2 separate regions of the Homo sapiens genome follow, and region 2 is linked to region 1. A link is a loop called in an ENCODE intact Hi-C map of the cell type or tissue named here. Cell type or tissue: OCI-LY7. All regions are shown on one strand. Each heading gives the region's core, and the rest is flanking DNA. Links, peaks and the distances in the headings are about the cores only.

The links. Hi-C counts contacts between places; a loop is a spot of excess contacts. Peaks named below come from ENCODE experiments on the same cell type or tissue, not always from the same donor. Only the 100,000 strongest peaks of a DNase experiment are listed, where the experiment ranks them.
Region 2: a loop joins it to region 1, with 2.9 times the contacts of the local background. A loop is called at or near these places in 2 of 110 quality-filtered maps.

What each region holds. Positions count from the first base shown.
Region 1 is chrX:64,838,999-64,847,315 of GRCh38, forward strand. LOC105373239 (a long non-coding RNA gene) reads left to right here and starts at 3,762. Exons shown (of 4, transcript XR_938417.1): 1 at 3,762-3,836; 2 at 4,056-4,150; 3 at 5,181-6,059. In OCI-LY7, for the core only: no CTCF peak of the experiment used is centred there; DNase peaks (open chromatin) are centred at 3,573 and 6,093; H3K4me3 peaks cover 3,190 bases; H3K27ac peaks cover 4,667 bases.
Region 2 is chrX:64,891,033-64,899,349 of GRCh38, forward strand. No RefSeq gene overlaps it. Among named protein-coding and RNA genes, the nearest start is that of ZC4H2, 81 kb to the right of the region's middle. In OCI-LY7, for the core only: a CTCF peak has its summit at 3,812 (motif pointing right); DNase peaks (open chromatin) are centred at 3,599 and 3,869.

The DNA of each region.
Region 1 (8,317 bases), core at 1,435-6,434:
CTTCTCCACTGGTTGATTGATGGGCATTTGGGTTGGTTCCACCATTTTGCTATTGTAAATTGTGCTGCTATAAACACGCATGTCCAAGTATCTTTTTCGAATAATGACTTCTTTTCCTTTGGGTAGATACTCAGTGGTGGGATTGCTGGATCAAATGGTAGTTCTACTTTTAGCTATTTAAGGAATCTCCATACTCTTTTCCATAGCAGCTGTACTAGTTTACATTCTCACCAGCAGTGTAAAAGTGTTGCCTGATGGCCGCATCCATGCCAACATCTACAGTTTTTTTAATTCTTTGATTGTGGCCATTCTTACAGGAGTACAGTGGTATCGCATTGTGGTTTTGATTTGCATTTCTCTGATTATTAGTGATGTTGAGCATTTTTTCATATGTTTGTTGGCCATTTTTATATCTTCTTTTGTGAATTCTTTATTCATGTCCTTAGCCCACTTTTTGATGAGATTGGTTTTTTTTCTTACTGATTTGTTTGAGTTCATTGTAGACTCTGGATATTAGCTCTTTGTCACATGTATAGATTATGAAGATTTTTGCTCATTCTGTGGGTTGTCTGTTTACTCTGCTGACTGTTGCTTTTGCCATGCAAAAGCTCTTTAGTTTAATTAGGTCCCGGCTATTTATCTTTGTTTTTATTACAATGGCTTTTGGGTTTTTGGTCATGAAATCTTTGCTAAGCCAATGTCAAGGAGGGTTTTTCCAATGTTATCATCTAGAATTTTTATATTTCAGTTCTTAGGTTTAATTCCTTAATCCATCTTGAGTTGGTTTTTGTATAAGGTGAGAGATGAGGATCCAGTTTCATTCTCCTACATGTGGCTAGCCAATTATCCTAGCACCATTTGTTCAAAAGGGTGTCCTTTCCCCACTTTATGTTTTTGTTTACTTTGTTGAATATCTACTGGCTGTAAGTATTTGGATTTATTTCTGTGTTCTCTATTCCATTCCATTGGTTATGTGACTATTTTTATAGCAGTGCCAAGCTGTTTTGGTTACTATGGCCTTATAGTATAGTTTGGAATCAGGTAGTGTGATGCCTCCAGGTTTGTTCTTTTTGCTTAGTCTCACTTTGGCTATGTGGGCTCTTTTTTGGTTCCATGTGAATTTTAGAATTTTTTTTTCTAACTCTGTGAGGAATGATGGTGATATTTTGATGGGGATTGTGTTGAATTTGTAGATTGCTTTTGGCAGTACGGTCATTTTCACAATATTGATTCTACCCATCCATGAGTATGGGATGTGTTTTCATTTGTTTGTGTCATCTATGATTTCTTTTAGAAGTGTTTAGTAGTTTTCCTTGTAGAGGTCTTTCAACTCCTTTGTTAGGTATATTCCTAATTATTTTAATTCTTTTTGCAGCTGTTGTAAAAGGGGTTGAATTCTTGATTTGTTTCTCTGCTTGGTAAGTGTCGGTGTATAGAAGACCCACTGATTTGTGTATACTGATCTCGTATCCAGAAACTTTGCTGAATTCTTTTATCAGTTCTAAGAGCTTTCTGGAGGAGTCCTTAGGGTTTTCAAGGTAAAACTATCATATCGTCAGCAAACAGAAACAGTTTGACTTCCTCTTTACCGATTTGGATGCCCTATATCTCTTTCTCTTGTCTGATTGCTCTGGAAAAGACTTCCAGTACTAAGTTGAAGAGGAGTGGTAAGAGTGGGCATTTTTATCTTGTTCCCATTCTCAGGGGGGAATGCTTTGAATTTTTCCCCATTCAGTATTATGTTGGTTGTGGGTTTGTCATAGATGGCTTTTATTGCATTAAGGTATGTCCCTAGTAAGCCAATTTTGCTGAGGGTTTTGATCATAAAGGATGCTGGATTTTGTCAAATGCTTTTTCTGCATCTATTGGGATGATCATGTGACTTTGGTTTTTATTTCTGTTTATGTGGTGAATCACATTGATTGACTTGTGTATGTTAAACTATGCCTGCATCCCTGGTATGAAACCCACTTGATCATGGTGGATTATCTTTTTGATACGTTGTTGGATTCAGTTAGCTAGTATTTTGTTAAGGATTTTAGAGTCTATGTTCATCAAAGATATCGATCTGTAGTTTTCTTTTTTGGTTGTATCTTTTCCTGGTTTGGGCATTAGGGTGATAGTGCCTTCATAGAATAAATTAGGGAGGATTCCTTCTTTCTCTTTCTTGTGGAATAGTGTCAAAAGTATTTGTACCAATCCTTCTTCTTTAAATGTCTGGTAAAATTTTGCTGGGAATCCTTCTGGTCCTCGAATTTTTTGTTGGTAATTTATAAATTAGCATTTAAATCTCACTGCTTGTTATTGATCTGCTCAGGGTATCTACATTTTCCTGATTTAAGCTAGCAGGGTTGTATCTTTCTAGGAATTTATCCAAATCTTCTAGGTTTTCTAGTTTATGTAAATAAAGGTGTTTATAGTAGCCTTGAATGAGCTCTTGTATTTCACTGGTGTCACTTGTAGTATCTCCTGTTTTGTTTCTCAGTGAGGTTATTTGGATTTTCTCTCTTATTTCCTTGGTTAATTTTGCTAATAGTCTATCAATCTTATTTATCTTCTCAAAGAACCAGCTCTTTCATTTATCTTTTGTAATTTTTGTTTTGTTTTGTTTCAATTTCCTTTAGTTCTTCTCTGATCTTGGTTATTTCCTTTCTTCTGCTGGGTTTCTGTTTGGTTTGTTCTTTTTTCTCTGTTTCCTTGGGATGTGACCTTAGATTGCCTGTTTGTGCTCTTTCAAACTTTTTGATGTAGGCAATTAGGGCTATGAACTTTTGTCTTAGCACTGCCTTAGCTGTATCCCACAGGTTTTGATAGGTTATGCCATTATTGTCATTCAGTTTGAAGAATTTTTTTAAATTTCCATCTTGATTTCATTTTTGACCCAGTGCTCATTCAAGAGCAGGTTATTTAATTTCCATGTATTTGCACGGTTTTGAGGGTTCCTTTCGAAGTTGATTCACACTTTTATTCCACTGTGATCTGAGAGATTACTTGACATAATTTCAATTTTCTTAAATGTATTGAGGTTTATTTTACAGCCTATTTTATGGTCTATCTTGGAGAAAGTTCCATGAGCTGTTGAATAAAATGTGTATTCTGTGCTTGTGGATGAAGTGTTCTGTATGTATCTGTTAAGTGCATTTGTTCCAAGGTATAGTTTAAATCCATTGTTTCTTTGTTGACTTTCTGTCTTGATGACCTATCTAGTGCTTTCGATGTAGTATTAAATCCCCCCATTATAATTGTGTTGCCATGTATCTAATTTCTTAGGTACAATAGTAATTGTTTTATAAATTTAGGAGCTCCAGTGTTAGGTACATATTTGTTTAGGATTGTAATATTGTCCAGTTGGACAAGTCCTCTTACGATTGTATAATGTCCCTCTTTGTCTCTTTTAGCCTCTGTTGCTTTAAAGTTTGTTTTGTCTGATATAAAAATAGCTACCTCTGCTCGCTTTTGGTGTCCATTTGCATAAAATGCCTTTTTCCACCCACTTACTGTTAGAGATCCAAGCTACCCCTCCTCTTCGTCCATGACCTTTGCAATGCAGTCCTTTGTGACCACCTACAAACACCCCTTCCCCTTTTTCTACAGCCACTTTTGCAAGGCTTTCAGTAGAACTGGTAAACAGTTCCAGGATGTGGTTAAGACATCTGCCCACCTTGCCTAGCCAAGCTTGCCTAGCTGAGCAGACAAAAACATTTCCAGGAAATGGATGAAACACCTGCAACCCTACTCAGTTTCCCCCACCCCACCCTAGCCTCTTGCCTTATAAAACCCCACAACAGCCTGTAAGTGGGGCTGCCTCCTCTGTTTACAGTGGAGCAGCCCGACAGGTTAATAAAAACTTGCTTGCCCGACTCTGGGGTCTACTCGTTCCTTCTCTTGGCTAACCCTACATTTTGGTGCCAAAACCCGGGAAGGGGTAGGCTCTGGCCGGGTGTCCCTAGAGCATACTCTCTATCTCCTTTTCCCTCCCCCTTTCACCCCCTCACTCCTCCTGGGCTCACTCATTGGGATGCGCTAGAGCCTTGGTTCCCTTCCTTATTTTCCAGCCACTCTCCCCTTCCTGAACCTGCCAAAGACCTGGAGGATTTATTGGACACTCCCATTGTTGGCAACTTCATTCATCACTAGAGTCTACACAGGGGTGAGTAAGAGAGACTCTTGCCATTTACCTGGGACACTTGACCATCTCTGTCTTCCTGAAAAACCCAGTGCTGGGCCAAGGGCTCCCTCCAGCCTCTAGGCCTATGGCTCCTCCATTTGAGTGACACCTGACTCAGTAGTTGCCTTCTGTATACTAAACAAGGCCTGCAGGACTGGGGACACTCTCTCCCACTGTCCTTGCCACTGGCAGTCTCTTCTTCCTCTGCCCCATCCTCCATTCACTATGGGAGCCTCTCAGTCTACTCTGTCTAAAACTACCCCTCTGGGGTGCCTCTTGCACAACCTTAACACTCTCAGGCTTCATTCAGAGCTTCATCCCAAGAGGCTTATTTTCTACTGTAATGTGGCTTGGCCACAATGTAAATTAGACAATGGCTCCCAGTGGCCTAAAAATAGTACTTTCGTTTTCAATATATTCAGGGACTTAGACAATTTTTGCCATTGCAGTGGGAAATGGTCTGAAATTCCTTATGTTCAGGCTTTCTTCACCTTCCATAACTGCCCTTCCCTTTGCCAATCCTGCTCCACTTTCCAAATCCTACTCACCCATTCTAAACCTGACTTGCTCTCAGCATACCCCCCTTCTGTACCAACTGACGACTCCTTCTTTGACCCTGCAGACTTTTTCATTCCCTGGCCTCATCCTGTTCCTCCTCCAGAACATCGTGACCCTCCACCATACACTCCTGCCCCAGCATTGACCCTCTTACCCCCTCTCTCTAACCACCCCACTTCTGATTCTGAGTCCTGTCTCTACCCCTTATCCACTCTCAGACCCAACATGCCCAACAACCAGATCCCATACTTCCCCTCCAGGAGGTTGCAGGGGCTGAAGAAATTGTCCATGTCCATGTTCCTTTCTCTCTTACCGATCTTTCCCAAATTGATGTGTCTCAAGTCCTTCTCCTCCAATCCCAATACTTATATCAAAGAGTTGAAAAGTCTCACCCATTCCTATGAACTTATTTGGCATGATCTCTATATCATTCTCTCTTCTACCTTCCTTCCAGAAGAAAAGGAGAGTGTGGCTCATGGCCCAAGCACACGCTAATTACCTCTATCAGCAAGATCCTTCTAAGCCAGTAGGGGCCACGGCAGTCCCCTGAGAAGAGCCCCCCTGGGAATACCAACCCACAGACCCTAGCTGGGCATCCTGTAACCATATGATTACTTGCTTCATCGCAGGCCTTAACAAAGCTGCCCATAAAGCTGTAAATTTTGAAAAAGTCAAAGAGATTTCCCAGAGGGCAGATGAAAGTCCTGCTGAATTTCTCTCCCGCCTTACAGAGGCTCTCCAAAAATACACCCGTGTATTCCTACTTCCCGAGAAGAGACTATAGTACTTAATACCCATTATATCTCCCAATCAGCTCCCGACATCTGGCACAAACTCTAAAAGCTAAAGAAGGCCCTCAAACCCCACAACGAGACCTTCTCAACCTGGTTTTCAAAGTCTTCAATAATAGGGATGAGCAGGAAAAAATAAATAAGGCCCAATGAGATTGTGCCAAATACCAGCTACTAGCCATGGCTATTTGCCAACCTGGCAATAGCACCCAAGGGCACAAAGGACCCGATAGCAGTCTTCCTCCTGCTTTAAGAGTGGCAAAGAAGGCCACTGGGCATGGGCATGTCCTAACCCATGAGTACCGAAAAGCTCCTGCCCAGTCTGCCAAGAAACAGGCCACTGGAAATCTGACTGCCCTCTTAACCCGCAAACAGAAAAGCCTGGCCCCCCGAGCCACTGTCCCCTCATCAAGCTGAAGAGTAGATAATCACTCATACTCCTGCAACTCCTTGGCCTGGCCACTGAAGACTGACGGGGCCCATGGCCCCAGCACCCTCTGCCATCACTGCATTGGAGCCCAGGGTAACTCTACTAGAGGCAGGTAAGCGGATCTCTTTTTTAATCAATACTGGGGCCACCTATTCAGATTTACCTGAATTTGTAGGACCAACTCATCCCTCTCAAGTCTCAGTTGTGGGAGTTGATGGACTTGTCTCCAATCCCCATGCCACCAGACCCCTGTACTGCTCCCTGTTTAATACCATTTTCTCACATTCTTTCCTTATCATGCCTCACTGCCCTACCCCCATTCTAGGCTGAAGCCTCTTAGCCAAATTTAAGGCTTTTATCACCTTTTCCTGCCTCCCTCAACCAGAGTCTCTCCTGCTCCTTTCTGCTAGTCCGACACCTGACCTCTCTCCCCAGTACCCACTCCCTGCCTCTCTTGTTAACCCAGTAGTGTGGGACAGCACCACCCATCCCTAGCTGCTCACCATGATCCCATCAAAATCCACTTAAAAGACCTCTCCAAATTTCACAACCTACCCCAATACCCCATCTCTCTCACCCACCAAAAAGGCCTGCAGCCCATTATAAACAAACTCTGCTCATGCGGTCTCCTTAGACCCACTCAGTCTCCATATAAAACCCCCATCCTCCCTGTTAAGGAATCAGATGGCTTGTACTGACTTGTCCAGGATCTCCAAGCCATCAACCAGGCTGTCCTCCCTATTCATCCCATAGTCCCTAATCCCTATACACTTCTCTCTCTCATCCCCTCTAATACCACCCACTACATTGCAATTGACTTAAAGGATGCCTTCTTTACCATTCCCCTACACCCTGATTCCCAAAATCTCTTTGCCTTTGCCTGGACTAATCCTGACACCTTTTAATCACAACTCACATGGACTGTCCTCCCTCAAGGCTTCAGGGACAGCCCTCACTTATTTGGACAAGCTCTAGCCCAAGACCTCACCTCCTTAGACCTTTCCCCCAGCTGTCTCCTTCAATGCGTAGATGATCTTCTTCTCTGCAGCCCCTCCCTAAAAGACTCTCAAACTCACACAATTACCCTTCTAAAGTTTCTTGCTAGAAAAGGATATAGGGTCTCCCCCTCCAAAGCCCAACTGTCCACCCAACAGTAATATACTTAGGAGTCCAACTCTCCCCCAGGGCCCAAGCCATGACCCCAGCACAGGCAGCCTTAATAAACAGCTTGCCTCCGCCTTCCTCAAAAAATGAAATTATCTCTTTCTTAGGACTGGCAGGTTTCTTTAGGAACTTTGCCCTCCTGGCTCTCTCAATGAACCTCTAAGCCCCACACATAACATACTTCCCAGTCTCCAAAAATTCCAAACTGCTCTTGTCACTGAACCTGCCCTGTCCTTACCCAATGTCTCCCAACCCTTCATTCTCTACACTGCTGAAAGCCAAGGGACAGCCCTTGGTGTCTTATGACAACAGAAAGGGGATCCTCCTTCCTTTGCCCCTGTAGCCTACTCTCTAAACAATTAGACAACACTGTCAAAGGGTGTCCAACCTGTCTTAGAGCATTAGCAGCCGTGGCTGTTTTAGCTCTGGAAAGAAAAAACTAACATCAAGCCAAAGCACCACCATCCACAGCCCTCACAATTTACAGGATCTCTTCTCCTGGGCTTTCAGCTCCCTCTCTCCTCCCCAAAATCAGTCACTTCATGCCCTTTTTATTGAAAATCCCAAATTCAGTCTTGCCAAAAATACTACCCTCAACCCAGCATCCTTATTCCCTGTATCTTCTTCCCCTCCTACTCATTCTTGCACTGATATCTTGGACCACCTACAGCCACATTTCCCAAACTTTTCCTCTGAGCCTTTCACCATCCCCAATGACCAACTATTAATAAATGGCTCCTCTTCTGGACCCACCAACTCCCTCAAAATTGCTGGATATGCAGTTGTTTCCTTTGACTGAGTAATTGAAGCCAAGCACCTACACCGAAGAACCTCCTCTCAAAAAACAGAACTCATAGCTCTCACCAGGGCCCTAAACCTTCCAAAGGCAAATGAGTCAACATTTATACAGACTCCAAATATGCCTACCACATTCTTCATTCCCATGCTGCCATCTAGCAAGAAAGACGATTCCTTACTGCCAAAGGAACCCCCATCACTAACAGCCCCCTTATTTATCAACTCCTTCAGGCCACCCACCTCCCAACTAAAGCAAGAGTTATACACTGTAGAGGACATCAAACAGGATCAGATGAATCTCAAGAGGGAACAGAAAAGCTGATGAGGCAGCAAAGGAAGCCTCCCTCTTGTCTGCCCCTGCCCCTCTCCTCCTCATTACTCCAGCAATTCAACCTAAGTACTCTCCCA
Region 2 (8,317 bases), core at 1,633-6,632, 52 kb after region 1:
TATTTCAGTACATATTTGTAAAAGACAAGGATTCTTTTTTCCCCAACATTACCACAATATTATCACAGATTAAGAAGTTAACAGTAATTTCTTAATATCATCAAATATCCACTTAGTATTCAAATTTCTCTGATTTTCTTATATTTACAGTTGGTTTGTTTGAATTGGGATCCAATCCAAAATCCAGAGATAACATTTAGTTGATTTGTATGTTAACTCTCTTTTAACCTGTAAATTACTAGTGGTGGGCAGAGTAATTACCCTCTCTGCAAAGATTCCCACATTCTAATCTCTGAAAGCTTTGAATATGTCAGGTTACATGACAAAGAGAAATTAAGGTTGTAGACAGAATTAAGTTTCCTAATCAGCTGGTATTAAGGAGATTACCCTGGGTTATCTGAGTAGGCACAATGTCATCAAAAGACTTCTGAAAAGTGGAAAAAGGAAGCAGAAAAGAATGACATCCTGGAATGGTTACCCCAACACTGTCTCCTGCACCCTCTGGTTCAGAGTCCAGGATCATAGCTCTTATGAGAAAAGACACACACACACGGGCGTGCACACATACACACACACCCGTGTGCACACATACACACACACCCATATACACACATATAACTAATATAAATAGAGTTCATTATAGTTTACAAAAGCACTTTACCATCCACTAAGCCATTCAAGCCTCCCTGAAACCCTGGGAAGTGTGATAAATAAAGACTATTATCCTCATTTTACATACGAGCAACAGAGAGGCTCAAAGAGATAAATTCGCTTAACCCAAGTCACAAGGATGTCAGATCTGTCTGACCCCAGACATTTTGCGGTTTGATTTTCCACTCATGTATTTCCTATGCCCCTCATGTGCCCACATACAGGCCCAAGCCCACCCAAGTTCCTGAGCCAATCCCCAATCAGGGCAGTAACTCAGTCAGCAGCTTTTGCCCACCAAGAAATCAGACTTGAAATTAGTATGTATTGCCAATCAGAGTGCTGCCCAGGGCACTATGGAATAACAGCCACCATTTATTGAATGCCTGCCAAACATTTTTTCTAAGAACTTAGATGGATTTCTTACAACACTACCTTTTATAGCTTACAGAAGGAAATGAGGTTTAAAAGATTATTGACTTGCCCATTGTCACACAACCAATATGTGGAAGATCCAAGTTTCAAACTCAGATCAGCATAAATGCAAACTGTTCTTCACCTATACCTCCTATGCTGCCTTACCACATGTGATTCTAAGCACCACATGGCCTCAAAGTGACAACCCTCAGTCCTCTTCACTGAGGGAGCAGGAGAAAAGGTAACTAGCAGCTAACCGGGAAATGCTAGAGGTCCAAATGGGTTTGGGGACCATGAATGCTAAATGGGGCCAGGTAACATGGGGCTGGAAAGTGATTCCAGCAGCATTGACTGTCCAGGACAACAGCAGCAGTGATCTTTGACTTGGATTTCTCTGGGCAGCATAGAGGAAGGATGGGGACAAGGAGAACTGTTGGTATTGCCAAGTGAAATGTTGAAGCAATGGACCGGGGGTCCAAGCTGTGGAAAAATGTCAGGATGGAATGGATGGACCAGGAGAGGGTCCCAGGCCTGAGGCCTCTGTGAGGTCCAGGAGAAGGTGAGAAGGAGGGACTGTGGGAGAAAAGAGTAAGACTAGAAAATGTGACAGGGTTCTGTTGGGCAGAGAGGAGACATGAAATCATAAAATTTCAGTGGTAGAGCCCTTTTGGGTGTGGACAGATCTGGGTATTAGGGGTTGAAATGGAACAGAGATGAAGGTTTAACAGGCTTTTATTTGGAACGGAAGGAACCAATGCCTTCTCTTAAGAGATGGGTTTTGGCCAGTGAAGACCGTCCTGTCCCTGGGAGTGATTCAGTATCAGGCTTCTTAGATGGCATATGGTGCTGAATCTCTCCCAAAACAGGGTTGACCTGTCCTATAGTGCTGAACTCCTTTATGCCAAACTCTCTACCACAGTTAATTGGCATTTGAGTCCCTTACATGGCATGGAATGCAGCAACAATGGCCAGAGGCTTTGTTTGATCATGTTGTGGACAGGGCCATTTCTGGATGCCCCCAGAAAAGTGAGGAGCCAGTAGGTAGACATCTGTCTTTTTAGATGAATCAGGACATAAGTAGCGTCAAAAACTCGGAATAACATGGAATTCAGGAGGAGACCTCAGTTCTAGCCCTGCCTCGGTAATAGACTGATTTGTTACTTTGTGCTAGTTTCTTCTCCTGTCTGGAGATATATATATCATATATATATGATATATATATCATATATATGATATATATATCATATATATCATATATATCATATATATATCATATATATCATATATATCTCATATATATGATATATATATCATATATAGCATATATATCATATATATATCATATATATATCATATATATATCATATATATCATATATATCATATATATCATATATATCATATATAGCATATATATATCATATATATCATATATAGCATATATATATCATATATATGATATATATATCATATATAGTATATATATCATATATATGATATATATATCATATATAGCATATATATAGCATATATATAATATTTAATATATATAATAAGATATATATATGATATATATATATTCGAAATGGAGTCTCACTCTGTCACCCAGGCTGGAGTGCAGTGGTGCCATCTCGGCTCACTGCAACCTCCACCTCCCGGGTTGAAGTGATTCTTCTGCCTCAGCCTCCAGGGTAACTGGGACTACAGGCGTGCACCACCACGCCCAGCTAATTTTTGTATTTTTTTTTTAGTAGAGACAGGGTTTCACCATGTTGGCCAGGCTAGTTTTGAACTCCTAACCTCAGGTGATCCAGTCGCCTTGACCTCCCAAAGTGCTAGGATTACAGACGTGAGCCACCGTGCCTGGCCAAGCCATATTTTTAAAGTGAGTTGACACCCTACCAGAGTAGCATAGGCAGAAGGAAGGAAGACTTTTTTTTTTTTTGAGACAGATTCTTGCTGTGTTGCCTAGGCTAGAGTGCAGTGGCGTGATCTCGGCTCACTGCAAGCTCTGCCTCCCGGGTTCACGCCATTCTCCTGCCTCAGCCTCCCCAGTAGCTGGGACTACAGGCGCCCGCCACCACGCCCGGCTAATTTTTTGGGTTTTTTTTGTTTTGTTTTGTTTTTTGAGACGGAGTCTTGCTCTGTCGCCCATGCTGGAGTGCAGTGGCGCGATCTCGGCTCACTGCAAGCTCCACCTCCCGGGTTCACGCCATTCTCCTGCCTCAGCCTCCCGAGTAGCTGGGACTACAGGCGCCTGCCACCACGCCGGGCTAATTTTTTGTATTTTTAGTAGAGACGGGGTTTCACCGTGTTAGCCAGGATGGTCTCGATCTCCTGACCTCGTGATCCTCCCGCCTCGCCCTCTCACAGTGCTGGGATTACAGGCGTGAGCCACCGCGCTCTGCCGACATTTCTATCTTGGAAACGCATAGCAGCCATTTGTTTTTTTCGGGGAACTCCTGGGCTGGTTCTTCATTTTGCCCAGGTGTTACTAAATATCAACTGCTATTTCTTCCACCTTCTGAATGGAACCGAGATGCCTCCTGGTGGGCAGTGTAGTTACACGTACATGGTCAGGGTGCTGAAGAATGCCTGGAGTCAGAGTTGGGAGTAGGACCCAGAAACCAAGGATGGTGTTTCAGTGGCCTTAGAGATGGTGCGCTATGGAATTGAAGGCAGGACAAAGACCAGGACTACTGTGAGTTGGGGAAGAGAAAAAAGCAGGCATAACTGCTACTGCCCTGTGGGAGAGGTTCTGTAACAGGTGCACTCTATCACCAGCAGGAGGCAGCATCTGCCCAGATGGCAGAATGAGTGTGTCAGGGCCAGACCTCCAACTGTCCACAGCCCCTGAGCATGGATTAGAAATAATAGTTGACAGCTGTTCTTAACAGAAAAATAATAGACTCACAGCACAGCTGGGCACACAGGTGCAGTAAGGTGACCAAGCATCCCAGTTTGCCCAGGACTGAGGGGTTTCCCAAGATGTAGGACTTTACATTTTAAAACCAGGACAGTCCTGGGAAAACTGGGACAATTGGTCACCCTAAGTGGGAGTGCAGAGAGGCACTTTCTATGCCTCTCTCCATTACTCACATGCTCTCCCTGGTGCTCTTCAAATTCCTTGGAAGTAAGTGAGCGCTATGCTGATTATATGAAGTCAAATTATAAAGTGTATTGAACGCTGGAAAGTAAACCAAGGTTTTGGGGCAACGAAGTAACATTGCCAGATAGATATTATCTTTCCCCGATATTTCATCTTGAAGGTACTATGAAATATTATTAAATTACAATGAAATACAGAAAATTTTATAGTTAGCAGCCATATATTCCCACCTAGATCCTACAATTAGCATTTTGCTGGACTTATTTTTACCACATATCTATCCTTCTATTCATCCATCAATCCACCTAAATTTTGATGCATTTCAAAATAGTTGCACACATCATCAGTTCACTCCATCTTTAAATATGCTTATTAGTAAAATTGATATGTATATTAATGTATAGCATTAATATTGCTTACAGATTTTTTCTTTTGAGGTAAAATTTACATACAATTAAATATACAGAACTTAAGTGTATCTCTAAAAGAGCGATACACTTATGTAATCCTAACTCTATGAATATATAGAACTACCACTGTGCCGGAAAGAGTTAACTTAGTCGTCTCGACTGTTATCCTTCAAAAGAACTGTTCACAAGGTAGGCACTTGGCTGGCATCTGGGAAGTTGAATTTTAGGACAGTTCCCACCATTCTATGGTAAGGATGGCTCATTGTTTCTAACTCCATGCAAATAATATGGTTTATGCTTCACATCGGCTTTCCTTTGGGGAGTGTGGAATTTTGACACATGCTAGGCAGAGCCCTCAATTAAAAAAAAATCAGCACACTGAGTCTCCAGTGACCTTCCTGGTAGACAATATTTTACAGTGTTGTCACAGCTAATTGCTGGTGGAATTAAGTGCATCCTGTGTGATTCCACTAAGAAATGACTCTTGGAAGCCTATACCTGGTTTCCTCTGACTTTACCCCATCTCCCTTTTATTTGGCTGCTCTTGCTTTGTATCCTTTAACTGTAATAAATCATGAACATGGACTGGAATAAATCATGATGCTGAAACCTGTGAGTCCTCCTATAAAATCTTCTAACATGGAAGTGGTCTTGAGAACTTCCATCAAAACCACCATCCCAGAAACTTTCCTCATTCCCCTTCTGTAATAATCCTAACCCTCCATCCTTCAGAAACATTGTTCAATTTCTTTCCCTATAAATTCATTTTGCCTCTTCTAGAACTTCTTATAAATGGACTCATACAGGATTTACCCTTGTGTCTGACTTCTTTCAGTCAGCATAATGTTTTTTTTAAGATCCATGTGTTGTCCAATATATCAAGAATTTGCTTCTTTTCTTGCTAAATAGTACTCTATTATATAAATGTGTCATAGTTTGTTTATCTATTTTTTTAATTTCAATAGTTTTTGGGGAACACGATTTTGACTTTTGGTTACATGGATAAGTTCTTTAATGGTGATTTCTGAGATTTTGGTACACCCATCACCTGAGCAGTGTACACTGTACTCAGTGTGTAGTCTTTTATCCCTCACCCCAGTCCTGCCCTTCCACTCGAGTCCCCAAAGTCCATTATATCATTCTTATGCCTTTGCATCCTCATAAGTTAACTCCCACTTATAAGTGAAAACGTAAGATATTTGGTTTTCCATTCCTGAGTTACGTTACTTGGAATAATGGTCTCCAACTGCATCCAGGTTGCTGTGAATGCCATTATTTCATTCCTTCTTATGGCTGAGCAGCAGGCAAAAGAGAGAGTGTGCAGGGGAACACCCCTTTATGAAACCATTAGGTCTTGTTAGACTTACTATCACAAGAACAGCACGGAAAAGACCTACCCCCATGATTCAATTACCTACCACCGGGTCCCCCCAAAACATGTGGGAATTATGGGAGATACAATTCAAAATGAGATTTGGGTGGGGACACAGCCAAACTGTATCATTCTGTCCCCGACTTCAAATCTCACGCTCTCACATTTCAAAACCAATCATGCCTTCCCAACAGTCCCCCAAAGTCTTAACTCATTTCAGCATTAACTCAAACATGCATAGTCTAAAGTCTTATCTGAGACAAGGCAGGTGCCTTCTGCCTATGAGCCTGTAAAATCAAAAGCAAGTTAGTTACTTCCCAGATACAATGGAGACATTGAGTAAATACGCTCATTTCAAATGGGAGAAATTGGCCAAAATGAAGGGGCTACAGACCTCATGCAACTCTGAAATTCAGTGGGGTAGTCAAATCTTAAAGCTCCAAAATGACCTTTGAATCCAGGGCATCCAGGGCATGCTGATGCAAGAGGTGGGCTCCCATGGTCTTGTGCGTCTACACCCCTGTGGCATTGCAGAGTACAACCCCCCATCCTGGCTGCTTTTACGAGCTGGCGTTGCGTGTCTGTGACTTTTCCAGGCACACGGTGCAGGCTGTCGGTGAATCTACCACTCTGGGGTCTGAAGGACAGTGGCCCTCTTCTCACAGCTCCACTTGGTACTGCCCCAGAGGGGACCCTGTGTGGGGGCTCCCACCTCACATTTCCTTTCTGCACTGCCCTAGCAGAGGTTCTCCATGAGGGCCATGCCACTGCATCACACCTCTGCCTAGACATCCAGGCATTTCCACACATCCTCTGACATCTAGGCATAGGTTCCCAAACCTCAATTTTTGACTTTTGTGCACCTGCAGGTCCAACACCACATGTAAGCTGCCAAGGCTTGAGGCTTGCACCCTCTGAGCAATAGCCTGAGCTCTACATTTGTCCCTATTAGCCACAACTAGGACACAGAGCACCGCATCCTGAGACTACATGAAGGAGCAAGGCCCTGGTCCTGGCTCAGTAAACCATTTTTTCCTCTTAGGTCTCCAGGCCTTTGATGGGAGGGGTTGCTTTGAAGGTCTCTGACGTGCCCTGGAGACATTTTTCCCATTGTCCTGGTGATTAACTTTTGGCTCCTCCTTACTTATGCAAATTTCTGCAGCTGGCTTTCATTTCTCCCCAGAAAAATGAAGTTTCCTCTTCTATTGCATTGTCAGGTTGCAAGTTTCCCAAACTTTTATGCTGTGCTTCCTCTTGAATGCTCTGCCACTTAGAAATTTGTTCTGCCAGATATCCTAAATCATCTCTCTATTTCAAAGTTCCACAGATCTCTAGGGCTGGGGCAAAGTGCTGCCAGCCTCCTTGCATAGAAGAGTGACCTTTACTCCTGTTCCCAACAAGTTCCTCATCTCCATCTGAAACCACATCATCCTGGACTTTATTGTACATATCACTATCAGCATTGTGGTCAAAGCCATTCAACAAGTCTCCAGTAAGTTCCAAACTTTCCCACATCTTCCTATCTTCTTCTGAGCCCTTGAAACTGTTTCAATCTCTGCCTGTTACCTAGTTCCAAAGTTGCTTCTACATTTTCTGGTATGTTTACAGCAGCATCCCACTACCCAGTGCCAATTTACTGCATTTTTCTGTTCTCATGCTGCTAAGAAAGACGTACCTGAGACTGGTTAATTTATAAAGGAAAGAGGTTTAATTGACTCACAGTTCCACATGGCTGGGGAGGCCTCAAAATCATGGCAGAAGGTGAATGAGGAACAAAGATATGTCTTACATGGTGGTAGGCATGAGAGAGGGTGTGCAGGGGAACTCCCCTTTATAAAACCATCAGATCTCATGAGACTTATTCGCTATCATGAGAACAGCACAGGAAAGACCCATCCCCATGATTCAATTACCTCCTGCCAAGTCCCTATCGTGACATGTGGGAATCATGAGAGCTACAATTCCAGATGAGATATGGGTGGGGACACAGTCAAACCATATCAAATAGTGATGCTATTTTGATGGAAATTCCATTGACTCTGTAGATCGCTTTTGGCAGTATGGTCATTTTCACAATATTGATTCTACTCATCCATGAGCATGGGATGTGTTTCCATTTGTCTGTGTCATCTATGATTTCTTTTAGCAGTGTTTTGTAGTTTTTCTTGTAGAGATCTTTCACCTCCTTGGTTAGGTATATTTCTAAGTATTTTATTTTTTGCAACTGTTGTAAAAGGGATTGACTTCTTGATTTGTTTATCAGCTTGGTCACTGGGGCTGTACAGTAGTGCTATTGATTTTTGTACATTGGTTTTGTATCCTGAAACTTTACTGAATTCATTTATCAGGTCTAGGAGGTTTT